2 separate regions of the Mus musculus genome follow, and region 1 is linked to region 2. The links are chromatin loops, found by intact Hi-C in ENCODE. Cell type or tissue: left cerebral cortex. All regions are shown on one strand.

What was found. Hi-C counts contacts between places; a loop is a spot of excess contacts. Peaks named below come from ENCODE experiments on the same cell type or tissue, not always from the same donor. Only the 100,000 strongest peaks of a DNase experiment are listed, where the experiment ranks them.
Region 1: it touches region 2 in a loop (8-fold over the local background); 20 of 42 quality-filtered maps call a loop at or near these places.

Annotation. Positions count from the first base shown.
Region 1 is chr10:23,773,948-23,781,947 of GRCm38, reverse strand. It overlaps n-TWcca1 (a tRNA gene), which reads left to right and starts at 4,794; the gene lies at 4,794-4,865. In left cerebral cortex, a CTCF peak has its summit at 4,398 (motif pointing right); a DNase peak (open chromatin) is centred at 4,413.
Region 2 is chr10:23,082,300-23,090,299 of GRCm38, reverse strand. No RefSeq gene overlaps it. Among named protein-coding and RNA genes, the nearest start is that of Gm24655, 81 kb to the left of the region's middle. In left cerebral cortex, a CTCF peak has its summit at 3,265 (motif pointing left); DNase peaks (open chromatin) are centred at 853, 3,278 and 3,675; H3K4me3 peaks cover 581 bases; H3K27ac peaks cover 311 bases.

The sequences.
Region 1 (8,000 bases), 690 kb before region 2:
TGTTTATTTTTACTTTAGGTATTTTGCCTGCATGTTTGTGTGTCATGTGCTTGCCTGGAGTCCATGTAGGCCAGAAGAGGGCATTGGAGTCTCTGGAACCAGAGTTAAGCATACATGGTTGTCCATTGCCATGTGGGTAATAAACCCAGATCCTCTGGAAGAGCAACAGGTGCTCTTAACCACTGACCCATCTCCCCAGCTCTGCAATTCTTAAAGTTAAAATTAAAAGTTAATACTAAAAAATTAGGAGAAAAAAGGCAGGAAAGGCAAAAAGAAGTGTTTGGGCCATGATAACTAGTTAAAATTTTTCTTTGTTCCTTTTACCGATTTTCTTCCTTTGCTACTAGAACACAAGTTGAAAGTAAGCAGGAAGCTGAGTATTATCAGATTTGCTTGAATGCCATTGAATAGAGCCCACACAGCTGCTTTCTCCAACCTCTTATTGAAGAAGCTCGATCATTTCTAGCCCAGATGTGTATGGTAGTTACTATGCTAAGAGAAAATTTCAGGGCAGTAAAATATAATTCCCTACTTGTATAATTGAACTCTCCTCACAAGGCTTGGAGATGTGGAGTTAGGAGCAGAAACAGGAAGGCAGTGTGTATGCTGATTCAGTTCTCTGAACCTTGGCTAGACTTAGATGAAAAGCTCTCATTAAATTTCAAGCATCCACCATTAATCTTTGTCAATTAAAAATAAAAGTTTTAAAAGCCAGCTTGTGTGAGAAATGCGAACATTTATTTAAGAAAGACAGAATTATACATTGATATTTATAATGCTGTGGTGCTTTGAACATGCTCGGCCTGGGAAGGGACACCATTAGGAGGACTCCTTGGAGGACTTATGTCATTGTGGGTGTGGCCTCTGAGGCTCTGGTGCTCAAGCTCCACCCAGTGGAAAGAGGACCTTCTAACTGGCTGCCTTTGAATCAAGGTGTAAAACTTTCAGCTCCTCTAGCACCATATCTACCTGAACGCTGCCATGTTTCCCACTATGAAAATAATGGCCTGAACCTCTGAAACTCTACGCCAGCCCCAATTAAATGTTGTCCTTTATAAGAGTTGCCTTGGTCATGATGTCTGTTCACAGCAATGAAACACTAAAACAAAAACTTTACTTAAATTGGGGGGCGGGGGGAGTCTGTGAGAAATGGAGATCCTCACCTCATATTAGCATTGGAGACAGTTTATTTTGCAACTCTGCACACTCAGGCATCAGCCCAGAAGAGCGGGTGTGGCAATGTAGCACAGAGAACAGTTTCTGAAGCAAACACATGACTCTTGTCCCTTCTCTCATCACTGAGGAATCACAAGAGACAACCTTAAATGCAACCAAGATCCCATTCTTCCCTGTGGAATTTACATTTTTTTTGTTTGTTTGTTTCACAGTAGAAACATTGACTATGTTATTTCTTGTTTTACATCCTGTTTATTTTAAGGTTTATCAGCTAATGACTTTGCAGGTAAGCTTAACTCTTAGTAGTTTTTGACTCTAAACTCTGGTTTTGGGTGGGTGGGAAATAGTTAGACTAGTAGGCATTAGCAAGGGTCATTTTGGACCAAAGCTGGCTGGGGGTTCCTTAGAAAATGAACCACCCTCAGGGCAGTGATGGTGCACGCCTTTAATCCCAGCACTTGGGAGGCAGAGGCAGGCAGGTTTCTGAGTTCAGGGCCAGCCTGGTCTACAGAGTGAGTTCCAGGACAGCCAGGACTACACAGAGTAACCCTGTCTCGAAAAAACTTAAAAAAACAAACCTAAAAAAAAAAAAAAAAAGGAAAAGAAAAAAGAAAATGAACCACCAGATGGTATTTCTTACACTTTTCAACGTATATATGATATGGACATAAAGTGCTGAACAGTTGAGCAAGGGCCGTTTTAACTTTGCTCTATGATTCTGAAATGTGGAGTTTGTATTTCTTTCTTGATAACAGCAGCTAGATAATCAGGCAGGGGCATACATCCTTTATCATGACATTTTGCTAAGGAATTATATTGTTCTATGCTTAATTTTAGTTTTTTGAAGAGAGTATAGAACAAAGGGGACTCGTAATCCTAGGATTTATCAGAGACTAACTATGTGCTAGAGGGTTATATCTATTGCGATCCCTCTCAAAGTTAGCTTTAAGCAAAATGACACAAGTGTCAAGCAGTTAGAGCTAACGATTACAATAATTCTTAGAATTGCATCTCAGGGAGGGCCTTTAATGCTGTCACCTAAAATAAACCTGAAGTAAAACTAGATGGGAACTGTAGGCAGTTCGTTCTCAGGGATGGCTGCCCTGCCTCTCATCATTGGTTGGCTTATTTTCTGCAGGTAATTGTATGACCTGACCAAACTTGGACATTCCCATTTTTCCTTGGAAAAGACACTTGTTCTTGCTTAAAGCTTTAGGTCTAAGATTTCCCATTGCAGACTCTGACTGCGTTTACAACTCAGTCGTTTTAAACTTTTTTTTTTCATTTAATATTCAAAACTCAAGTGTATTTTTTGTTTTGTTTTTGAGACAGACTCTGGTTTCCCAAGCTGGCCTTGAGCTAACAAAAGAACACACAATACAAGACTTAAGACAAAGCCGGACAGCTTCAGGTGGGAGTCAGGGGTCTCAGAAGTTCAAGGTTAATCTTCGCCATGTAACAAGTTTGTGGATGGTCTATGGGAGACCTGGTTTCAAAACAGATAAACTCTAAAGCCCATTCTTTTCTAAGATTCAAGACAATTTTCATCTTGTTTTGAGATACTATGTAGCCTTGGCTTGCTTGGTACTCACTGTAGACCAGGCTGTCTTCCAGCTCATAAAGATCTGCCTGCCCCTTCCTTCTGAGTGCAGGGATTAAAAGTTGACAGGAGCCTGATATAGCTGTCTCCTGAGAGGCTCTGCCAGAGCCTGACCAATACAGATATGGATGCTTTCAGCCCACCATTGGACTGAGCACAGGGTCCCTAGTAGAGGAGTTAGAGGAAGGACTGAAGGAACTGAAGGGGTTTGCAGCCCCATAGTAAGAACAACAATATCAACCAACTAGACCCCCACAGAGCTCCCAAGGTCTAAACCACCAACTAAAGAGTACTCATGGAGGGTGGGACCCATGGCGACAGCCGCATATGTAGCAGAGGATGGCCTTGTCAGGCATCAATGGGAGGAGAGGCCCTTGGTCCTGTGAAGGCTGGATGCCCCAGTGTAGGGGAATGCCAGGGTGGGGAGGTGGGAGTGGGTGGCCGAGCACCCTCATAGAAGCACGGGGAGGGGGTGGGATGGAGGTTTGCCCAGGGGAAACAGGAAAAAGGGATAACATTTAAAATGTAAATAAATAACCAATAAAATTTCTTTAAAAAGTTGTGTCAGCATGTTCCACTCAAGGCAATCTTTGTAACTGTGAGTCCCAGTAAAATCAAGAGTCACCGTCAGCAGAACCAGTAGCACATAGCAAACATTCCTATTATAAAACTAAGAGGCAGGAGGATGCCCAGCATAGACTAGGACTACCACTCAGCAAGCAGTCCACAAACTGTAGCTCCTGCCGAATATTCAGGGGCTATGGGGTTTCTTTTAGGGCTTTTGGTAGCCCATACCTCCTAACTCCCCCCTCATTCCTCCTGCAAACATCTCAAACATGTACAAATCTGCCCACATACCTCACAGCCATGGCCCCCCATTTTGGTACCCTACCCCACCCCACCCCATTTTTTGTATTAGTTACCTTCATTGTGATAAAGTATCGGACAGAAGTGACTTAAGTAACTTTGACTCAGAGTTTGCAAGGACATGGACCATCATGGTGATCAAGGCTCCGTAGCACAGGTTCTGCTTGTAGCACTGCTGTTACATCTCAACATGTTAGGAAGCAGAAATGGTTGAAATATTGATCAGAACAATATTCCAAAGAAAAGACAACGGTGCTGTTTTCGCAGGCACTCAGAATGCAAAAGTTACAGCATCAGTGAGACTTGCATCAAGAAGGTCCCAGAACAAACAAAAACAACCAATGAGACCAGGCAATGTGTATCAGGGTCATATTCTTTGTGTGGAGCTCCTGCATGGGCTATCGGCTATGCACGACATTATGAAAGTAGGACCAGAGGTTGATGGAGACCTCAGGACTTATAAAATGCCAGAAATGTGGGGTGTCTGCAGAAATGGAATAAAACTACTCAAGCAAGAAGCCATGCATGCTGCAGGGAGTAGGGATTTTTGGGTGGGGTTATCAAGGCCTGAGGTGTCTGAGATGGTGCCACCTCAAGCCCTGAATGATGTCTGTCCTGCTGGGTTTAGATAAAGATTCTAAAACATCTCTAGAATACAGCCTAAAAATATAAAACTTAAAACAAACTTATCATGGCATTGTCATATTGAAAAGAGTTTCTCATAATCCTTTTGAGAATAACTTTATTACGTTCTACATAGTGAACAGAAGGTGGCAGCATTGCTTCAGCAGTTAAAAAAGTTTCCATCCCCTTTGAAAAGGCATGGGGTAGGGTCGGACTGGGGGTGGGGGTGGGGGTGACTGATAGAGTCTCCACAGCAGGTGTGTGGAGCAGAGAACTGCCCCGTGTTCCTGTGTAGGGTATGTAGAAAGAAAACACAAAGTAGGATTGCTCAATGCCTCTAAACACTGCACATATTTTTCTGTGTATTTTTCAGGGTAACAGGACCTCCTTCCCTGTAAAAATGAAATGGGTCAGATGCTGAGCTTTTTATGAGATTTAGAAAGCCGTGCATAGCTCTATAGCGGTGGGAGCTTTAATCTCTGTTTTCATAGACTGGTAATTTTCTAAGAATAAGAGATGTTGGAGTGACCTCGTGGCACAATGGTAGCACGTCTGACTCCAGATCAGAAGGTTGCGTGTTCAAATCACGTCGGGGTCATGAATACCTGTTTGGGGGCTGGTGAGATGGCTCAGTGGGTAAGAGCACCCGACTGCTCTTCCGAAGGTCCAGAGTTCAAATCCCAGCAACCACATGGTGGCTCACAACCATCCGTAACGAGATCTGACTCCCTCTTCTGGAGTGTCTGAAGACAGCTATAATGTACTTCCATATAATAAATAAATAAATCTTTAAAAAAAAAAAAAGAGATGTTGGTCTTTACTTCTTCTCAGAAGTTTAAGGAGATATTATTATGATTAGTAGGGACTTGGATCTCAGGTAGGTAGGCATGCAGATATGGTGTGAGTGATCGATGCACATTTGTGTTAACAGAGCCAGGAAACAGCAGCAGGCTAGAAAGTCACTGGCCTTGTGCTGGCAGGCTGTTTGTACCTCTTTTTGGGGAGTCAACATGTATATTTACATCCATACTCAATATCACTCTGTATCAGCAGCTCAGCCTGTGGGTTATAACCCCAACATCAGACATCCTGCAATCCGATATTTAAATTACAATTCATAACACTAGCAAAATTTCAGTTATGAAGTAGTAACTAAATACATTGAAGCTTGGGGTCACCACATGAGAAACTGTATTAATGGGCTGTAGGAGTAGGAAGTCTGAGAACCACTATACTATATATGCACTGGAACACTGTAAAGTGCACATGTAAGTAAGCACATATGTCTTATGTGCAAAGATTTTCTAACCTTTCTTTGTTTTTGTCATTAATTTTGACCAGTTGCCGGATGAGTTTCTGGAAAATAAAATTTATTGGCTAAGAGGAGAAAATGAAGGCCCACATAGATATTTTCTGGATGTCTGTATTAAAAAGGGGGCAGGTATTGGAAAGCCACCTTTATCTTCATTTTAAAATTTTATGTTCTTGTGTATTGAGAGACTCTATGTTTAATGATGGCTACTGTGTCTGACGACCTAATTGATCCTGGGAAACACATGGTAGAAGGAGAAACTCACCTTTGCAAATGCCGTCTCCCCTTAACTACCTATTTAACTAACTAACTAACTAACTGACTAAACAAAGTTGTTATTAGAAGACCACCTTGTATGTTGTAGTGGTTTGAAAATGCTTGACCCAGGGAGTGGTACCATTAGGAGGTGTGGCCTTGTTAGAGTAGGTGTGCCCTGGTTGGAAGAAGTGTGCCACTGTGGGGGTGGACTTTGAGACCTTTCTTCTAGCCACATGGGAGACAGTCTTCTGTCTGCCTTCAGAACAAGATGTAGAACTCTCAGCTCCTCCCATGCCATGCCTGCCTGGACACTGCCATGCTTCCTACCATGATGATAATGGACTGAACCTCAGAACCTGTAAGCCAGCCCAAATTAAATGTTGTCCTTCATAAAAGTTGTCTTGGTCATGGTATCTCTTCATAGCAATAAGACCCTACAACACATGTGTTAGGCAAGCTATACCCCAGCCTCAAGTCCTGTTTCAATATTATGTCTTCAAGTGTTACCTTTAAAAGACGGATTTATTTTACTCATTTGAATTAACATTTGAACTTTAATTTCCTCATGTCTACTTATTATTTGATCTGAGCAATGATTGCTTTTTAAAATCCTATTTTGAGAAAGCAGCCTTTTATAATGACATACATTGACTGTGTGTACTAGACAGAACATTTTATTAGTATGCTAATTCATTTTCCATCAAAAGCAGAAGCTATCACATACATAAATATAGCATTTATGGGTTCACTACAGTCCTGAAAGTGGGCTTGGAAGGTATTACTTGGTGGCTTATATCACTGGCAGGGTTAATATACAAGAAATAATGAGTCGAGTGTAAGCTTGAATAAGTGAAAACCACGGATGTTTAATAATGTAGTCAGAGGTTTATTCTGGGCTCTATAAATACTGTGGGGCATATATGATCTTAAAACCTATTACTTCACTTTCCTTTTACATATGCCAGGTCTCCTCAGCAATTAACTGTGACAAAGGCACTGGTAACAGTTTTCATGGACTTTTAAGTTGGCCTATTGCATAAAAGATTCTTGGTAGTTGTAGGGCTCATCCCGGGGCTTCAGATCAGTTCTCAGGCAATTCTTACATTGTTTGCAACAGTCCACTTGAAACGTGGTGCCTTGGAGAGGGGAATTAAATTGTATTAAAAATATCTATGTGTTGTATGTCTGTCTTTCCTTATGGCTGTCTGCCTAGCTGCTTGTGGCACACATTGGCTTTACAATCAAAGCTACAAGTCCTGATTTTACCATTTTGCCGTTGTGAGACAACAGAGTTCAATTTCTAGGAATCCAATGTTTTTATTTAAGATGGTGAAGATAATAGTTGTCTTCCAGTGTTCTATGAGACATAGCTGGGATGTTATTATGTAGTATTTGGTTCAGTATCTGGGGCATAAATGGTAGTGGTTATCTGATGATACAGAATTATTGTAGTGGATATGTATGTATGTGTATATATATATGTGTATATATGTATATGTATATATGTATATATATGTATATATGTATATATATATAATACCTTAAAATAATATCATTGGGTTATGTTTTGACAAAACATAACCTATATAAAGATAGTTTTCAGATCTGTTAAAACTCAGATAGCCCCAGAGGAGTATGTTACAACTATTATTTACACAGTGCTTGAGACAATATATTTGTGTAACCTTCTCAAAAAAGGTTTATAAATAGCTTTCATAGGCATGGACTTTATTAGGGTCCCAGTCCTGAGGGGTCCATAGAATCTGCTCTAAAGACTGTTTAGGACGATTATGGGAAACTGCTCTGCCTCGTGAGAGTTTGTGCCTGTTCAGATCCCCACACGTGGCTTCAGCTCTCGACTATGGCTTTGTGCCCCTGGAGCTCACATGCTTGTTAAGAGCTGACTGTGACCACTGGGAGCTCTGGTCCTCTGCACAGCATTATACAGAACACCACACAGACCCTACATAGCACAATGCTTTATTATTTCTGTAGGATTTTTTTTCTTTATAACTATTTAAAAAACAAAATGAAGGCTGGCAGGAAGGCTCGATCATTCCACTAAGGCCAATGGCCAGAGTTCCGTGCCCGGGACTCACGTGCTCGAAGGAGGGAACTGACCTCTGCGAGTTGGCCTCTGACCTCCACATGCACCATGGCATG
Region 2 (8,000 bases):
GAATACAAGTGTCATGCCATTGAAACGCAATACAATAAACCCTCATAGCATTCTTCATCGTTGCACTTACTGTTTGTATAGTTTTGGGAGATTTGGGGGTGTGTTTACTGGCATTGACCACTTCTGTAAAGAAATTGCAAGACCAGTTCTGTCTTCTTGAAGAGTCATTAAGCTGAGAGGATTGCTTACTGCACTTCTTCTCCTGGAATACCAGAACCTAAAGATGCTATGTCCCTCCCATAAGTGGTATAGTATTGTCATATAGCTTGCACATGCCCTTCTGTACTTGAAATCATTTCTACATTACTGTTGGTGCCTAACACAACACACGTGCCATGTCAGTAGATTACTTAGTGAATAATGACAAGAAAAATATCTGTCCACATTGGGTATGAATGGAATGTATATTGAGTAGGCTGTTTTCCATGTGCAGTTAGCTGAACCTGTGGACTTAACAAAATCTATGGATACAGATAGGATGAGTAAATCTTTAACAGTGGTTGGATATATGCAGTCCTTGCCTTTGCATGTTGGCTTTATTTAAACAATCACCCTTGGTCTTCAACTGTTGACAATGCCTTTGCTTTCCAAGCTTCTTCCAAAGGTAAGTCCCTGAGCTCTGTTTCAGAGCTAGATCATGACCATATTCAGAGAGCAGTGCCCTAAAGCGCATCAAGGATGTTTGGGACGAAGTGTGAGACTCTGTCGCTTCTGGTGGTTCTGAGGTAAGCAGCCCTGAGTGCCACAAAGAGCTAAGAGGAGAACTGGTGATTCATTCAGGAAGAAATAGCCTGCACCTGTGAGAGCACAGGAGTTGCCACTTGGCGTTCTTGGAGCACTGCATCAGCTGGAAAGCAGGCCCTGTCCCCAAGTGAACTAACAACAGCTTGCGGCTCTTGAGTGGCAGCGGGCCACTGTCACTTTGGGTTTTACTTTAGGAGTGAACACAAACCTATGATTGTAACAGGAGCAGAAGAAAGTGTCTGCTTAGCAGCATTCATGCTTGCCAGGGGTGGGGGAAAGCCCCTGCAGAGGGCACAATCTAATAAGCATGTTCTTACGGTACGCCCCTCGGCCGGGCTGCCTTATCTTCAGTAATCCCATTCTGTGTCCCGGAATCATATTATTTGGCCATGGATCAAACTCCTTGTAGTTTTGGCTTGGGAAGACAATGAAACATGATCTCAAGACAAGAAAGGATCAGGAGCAGACAGTGGCTCCCGTGGCCCCCCAGCAGTGCAGTGCTGAAGCCAACATCACATCAGGAAAATATATTTACCAGATGGGTAGAGAAGATGAATGCCCCGTTCCAGCTGTGCAGTACTGCCCTGACGGTTTATGATCTCAGACAGGAACAAATTGATGTGAGAGATAAGAAGCCCAGAGCACAAAGCTTAGGTGGCAGGCTGTCACTGGCACCCAGCCTTGTCTACTATGCTTGTCACTCAGAAGGCCATTTATCAGGAAGAGCCCCTTAGGATACAGTAATATGGAAAAAAGAAACAATGTCCATGCTTAAAGTGTATGGAGGAGGTTGAAGGGAGCCTCCTAGGGTCTTCCTGCTTCCCGTCTGAAGAAGCTCAGAGTTGACCCATGACCTCGCCGACCTAGCACAGGTCACATGGAGGGCAGCCCACAAAAAGCTTCCCTGTAGATCAGGAGCAAACCCTGCAGCTTCTGATGAGCACAAAGTGTCTAAGAGCAGCTGGGTGTGCTAGTAGCTACCTGTGATCGCAGCACTAGGGAGGCAGCTGCAGAAGGGCTATGAGGTCAAGGCCAGTAGAAGCTTCCTGGTGAGACTACAGATTGAAAATAAGAAAGAAACACGAAAGAAAGTGGTAGCCTCTGTATTCTCTACTGTGGGTAGAAATCATCTGCTGTATATAGAAAGCCTAATTCCCCTGTTGGGAACCCATACCCATGTAGATGACACGTAATCACTTAACAGCATAAAAAGGTCTTTCCCAAGTCTGTACCTTGGGCTGTAAGGAAAGCTGGCTTACCCTGCACAGAACTTTTTTTTTTTCAGAATATAAACTTTCCACGATCAGTATTCAAAACAAAGACATATGTATAAATTAGGCAGGCAACCTAGAAACCAAAGTATGGGCAGGGTGGTCAGGGATGGGGTGAGATGAGTCTTCACTCTCTAGCAGTAAGAGAATAATTAATAGAACAAACACATGTATTTTATCATCTGAATACCACACAATATTAAATGATGTCCAGATGTTCATATTTGAGATGTAGATAATTATATATGTATATATGGTTTTATTTTTAATTAGTTTATTTATTCTCTCATTTATTACATCCTGACTTGAGTTTCTCCTCCCTCCTCTTCTCCTAGTGCCTTCCCCTCCCCTCCCCTCTTCCCCAGATCCACTACTCCTCAACTTCCCTTCAGAAAAGGGTAGGCTCCCTGGGAATATCAACCAACCATAGCATATCAGACTACAATAAGACTAGGCACAAGGCTGGACAAGGCAACCCAAGAGGAAGACAAGGGTTCCAAAGAAGGCAAAAGAGTCAGAGGCCCCCACTCACTCTGGGTCCCACAAGAACACCAAACTATACAACCACAACAGATCTGCATAGGGCCTAGGTCACACCCACGCACACTCCCCGATTGTCAGTTGAGTCTCTGTGAGCCTCTATGAACCCTGCTTAGTTGATTCTGTAGGTCATGTTCTTGTAGTGTCCTAGACTCCTCTGGTTCCTACAATCTTTCCCCCACTCTTCTAAGGGATCCCCTAGCTCCATGTAATGTTTAATTTAACTGTGGGTCTCTGCATCTGCTGCTATCAGAAGCCTCTCTGATAATATTATGCTAGGCGCTAGTCTACTAGTGTAGCAGAATATCACTAGGAATTCTTTCATTGACTTTTTTTTTCAGCTGCATTCGGTTCTATCCTAGGTCTCTTGGCTATCCAGCCTCTAGTTCCTGACCTTCCAGGCAGTATCAGGCTTGGGTCTCAAGTTGGACCAGGCATTGGTTGGCCACTCCCACGAATTCTATGGTCGAAGAGATGGCTCCGCCATTAAAGGAATGAGCTCACAACCAAAAATGTATTATTTTAAACTAACTTTTGAATATGCCCTCTCATAGAATTCTTTTTCTTTTTCATATTTAGAAACAAAGGTAATACTACATTTTATTTTTCACCAAGTAGCCAGTAACACAGACATTTCTTCTGTCAATAATTTAATCTGCTCAAGGACCAGTTCGATGGGTAGACAGACACAGTCGCATGCTGCCATCTGCTGGCGCACTTCTTAATATTTTTAGGTTTAGATTCAGATTTAGATGCTGGACTTAGCAGGATCACACAGGAAAGCATGAAGGTTCAGAACAGTAAGCATCATCTCCGGGGGCTCCGATTCCCATGGTCTGGGTGGCACACTGGAATTTACATTTCTGGCAGGTTATGGGGATGTGCCGATTTCTGGCCAGCCGCTGATGTATCAGACATGTGCAGCATCCCTTACTGCTTGCCTCACAAGGCTTTAGCTTCCGTGGCTCCACTCGGACTCTACAGAATTTTAACAGATGCTGTGATCATATAGGAAGGAGCCAGATAATGGAGCCAAATCTAAAGCGAATGGTTCAGAGAGCCCTCCGGGCAAGCCTGTAGCTGCTGCCGTGCTCTAACTGGAGCACGGGATGGATCGGTTGAGAGAAGGTTGTTTATGTAGGCATGAGCTCAACATGGACCGTGAAGGGCCTGCTGTTCAGAGAACGAACGGCTTGCAAGCTGAATGGACAGAGCTGTCCTTGAAGGACTGGGCAGAGGACCAAATCTGCTTTCCTTTCACATGCCACATGCTAATTCATGTTTAGGACCCATTTACTCTTCAAAGCAGATGAGGAGAAGTGTGAGCGCTTGGTGGTATGACGTCCCGTCATCTTTATTATCTATCACCAGTGCTTTTCGGTGAAACTGAAGTCATCACTGACTAAGCAGCTTGAAGCACAAAAGCTGCGCTTTGAAGCTCTGAAGACAAGTGCTTCAACTATATTATTATTATTATTATTATTATTTATTATTATTATTATTATTATTATTATTGTGGCAAAACTCACTCAGTGTTAAACTTACCATGCTGCTTTTAAATGTGTTGTTTAGTGGCAGTAAGCATATTCACACTGTCACGCAACGTGGATCTAGAACTCTCTCACTTTGCAAAACTGAAATTCTATACAGGCTAAATATCTGTTCTCTCCTCTCCATACCCTGGTCTTTGGCAACCACAACTCTAAGTGATGTTTCTGTGACATAAATAGTTCAGCTACTCTGTATGAATGAAATCACACAGTATCTTTCTATTCACTTAGCCTACGTCTATTAGCCTATTGCATCTACATAGCAATGAGGTAATTTCCATCTCTGTCTGACTATATACGTGTTATGTATAAATACGTGTGCGCACGCGATCAGCACGTCTGGTGAGCCTCTGTCTCTGCTTCTCCAGCCGTGTCTTTGCCCAGGTGCAACTGTGCCTGATAATTCTTTGCTTATGCCCTGGAGATTAGAACTCAGGCCATCTCTCCAGCCACTGTTTTCTATTGATAGTCACTGGGGTTGTTTCCATGGACTCACTTCTAATACAGTCACAATTAACAAGAGTATGAGAGTATGTTCTCCGGGCCCACCTCAGGTGTGTCTAGCTGTGTATTCCACTGTGTGGCTCCTGGCTCCACATGTCCTAGATGCATCTGTAATTTTGGAGGAGCCACAATGCCACTTCCCGTGCATCACAGCTGTGCCATTGCACAGTTCGTGTACAGCTGGACACAGAGATCTCAGGTCCTCTGCATCTTTGAACACATTTGTTAGTTTCTGGGTTTTGACAGTGGCTGTCTTAATGAGGTGAGAACTTATCATGCTTTTGACCTGTAATTCTCTAGTAGGATGCTAAGCATCTTTCCACTGACACCTGTGGCCAGTTGTCTTCTTTGAGAAATATGCTTTCAAACTTTTTCTCCATATTTGATTGGATTGCCTCTATTATTGCTGTTATTTAATTCTAACAGATGTTTCTCATGTGTGCCAGAGGATTATCACTTATCAGAAATATATTTCATAAGTACTTTCTACAATTCTGAAAAGGTCCTTTCAAACCTACTCATTTCTTCAGATGCACAGTCTTAAGTTTATGAAATCTCATTTTGCTTTTATACATACATGCCTGTGCCTGCACTCATGTATGTGTGCACACACCACATTCCCACACATGGCACATGGATTCACATGCACTCATGTATGTACAAACACATACAATATGCACAGCATACACATTCACTTGCACACATACATTTACACACAGCATATGATACACACTTGCATCTGCAAATATATATATGTATATATATATATTACACACACATTCACATACACTCATGTATGTTCACACATACACCATAATAAAACACACATTCACCTGCAAATATGTATGTACATACAACACACACATGTTCATGCACACATACATGTGCACACACCCATACCACATGGGTGCTTCTAAACATGTGTAAGCATATACATACACTAGAAGATAACAGATAAGTTATTTTATTAGATTTTCTTATATAGCAATGAATACACTTGTTCCCTGTTGAAAATATGGACTGGAGTCTGTGCATGTTGGGGCAGCTTTTTTTTCTTCAAGTAATGGTGAGGAAAGGAAAAGATTTCCTAAAAAGCATGAAATAGAATCTATTTCTATCTTACTCACCTACATAACCTGACATCAGAAACTGGCTAGCCTTCTTAGTACTGAACACAGATTTTCTGTGAAATCTTCAGGCTGTGGACAAACTTGAAGAGTGTGACTTAATTTTATGACTCATGGATCCCTCTTCTAAATTCCATTTTCTTTGTTACCTAATACTTGAAAGGGGGCTTTTTATATTTATTTTTAATGTATTGAAGTCCCTGACAGTCCATGCCAAAATGAAACTTGTAGTCACCTAGTTAGCGTATATAGAAGGGGGTGTGGCCCCAGTTTATCCAGCGTTTACTTGCTGAAATCTGTTTTTGCTGTTCCTTAATTTCTCCACTCATCTTCTGAAATACCTTTTGAAACAGGTCTGACCCTAAATGCTAAGGACACACAAAGGAGAAGACACTCACTGTATTGAAGGCCAAGGGGAACGGACGTAAAATGAACACAGCTAACAAAGCCCTCTGGAGGAAATTCCACAGTGAAGGTACAAACAGGAGCTTCAGAGGACACGGTGGACATGATCATATACCCTTCTCATCTCAGATGTTTAAGCAGTGCCACAGTCCTGAGAGGTGTAGCTATTGTGTGTCTATGTGTAGGATACAAAAGGGAAGAGGGTGTTACACAAAGAGAGCAGCCTCGGTTTCATGAGACAACTGCGTCCTTTACCCCAGAGCTCTGGGGCTTTGGGGCTTTAGCTGACTAGATTTGAAGACCTCATTTTCATTTGCAACATGTCAGTTGCCATACAGCAGAAGCAGCAAGAACTAACAGACAATGGCCTGTGGAGCCCTGCCTCTGACTTCCTTCTAGATTTGCAGTCATTAAGACACTTTTTTTTTCAAGTCCTGAATTACTTTGTTTCAAATTTGGAATTCTGCATCAATGATAACTTTAAAAACTCTAACTCCAGTCTGGAAAGATGGCTCAGAGGTCCTGAGTTCAATTCCCAACAACCACATGGTGGCTCACAGCCATCTATAAATTCTGCTGTCCTTTTCTGGTGTGTCTGAAGACAGGTACAGTGTTCTCATATACGTAAAATAAAAAAACAAAAACTCTTAACTCTAACTCCTGGGGCAGGGGCCATCTCTAGGACATGCCAGAGACCTGAGATGGGGGGGGGGGGCTCCCAGGAGTCTATGAGGTGGCTCTAGCTAAGACTCCTAGCAATGGGAGATATGGAGCCTGAGGTGACCACCTCCTTTAGCCAGGCAGGACTCCCTATGGAGGGATAAAGTCATCAACTCACACATAAAACCTTTGACTCAAAAAGTGCCCTGCCTAGAAGATGCGCAGGGACAAAGATGGAGCAGAAACTGAGGGAATGGCCAACAATGACTGGTCCAACTTGAGATTCATCCTATGGGTGAGAACCAAACCCTGATGCCATCAATGATACTCTGTTATGCTTGCAGATGGGAGCCTAGTATAACTGGCCTCTGAGAGGCTCCACCCAGCAGCCAATGAAACAGAAGCCGAGCCCCATAACCAAGCATTATATGGAGCTCAGGGAGTCTTGTGGATTAGTTGGGAGAAGGATTGAGGAAACCGGAGATGATAGGAACTCCACAAGAAGACCAATAGACAACTAACCTGGACTTTTGGAGCTCCCAGAGACTGAACCACAAGAGCAAGCATGGGCTGGACCTACTACACACATACACACACACACACACACACACACACACACACACACACAGAGAGAGAGAGAGAGAGAGAGAGAGAGAGAGAGAGAGAGAGAGAGAGAGGTAGCAGATGTGCAGCTTGACCTTCATGCAGGTCCCCCAATAAATGAAGCAAGGTCTATTCCTGACTCTGTTGCCTGCCTGTGGATTCTGTTCCCCTAGCTGAGCCACCTTGTCTGGCCTCAGTGGGAGAGGATGAGCCTGGTCATGAAGTAACTGATGTGCAAGGGTGGGCTGATTCTGGGGGTGGGGCTGACCTCCTTCACAGAGGAGAAAGGGAAGGGGAAGGAGCTGCAAGGGGGGCTGCAGTCAGACAATAAAGTGACAAAAGAAACAAAGAAACACAAAGAATCCCTCTAACTCCTTTGAGGACTGTCCAGTCCAGCCATATTATAGTGCCAAGCACAGGAACCAGGTAATACAAACCAGGCACACATGGCTTGTGGCAACACTAGAGACTGCGTCCTGTGTTGGTCCCATAGCCGTGCCATTGAGCTGATCTGTGTTAGTGGACCTTGCCTGTGGTATTATGCTGCATCTTCCCAGTGTGTATATCCTTATCTTTGACATTTTCTCCTTCCTGCT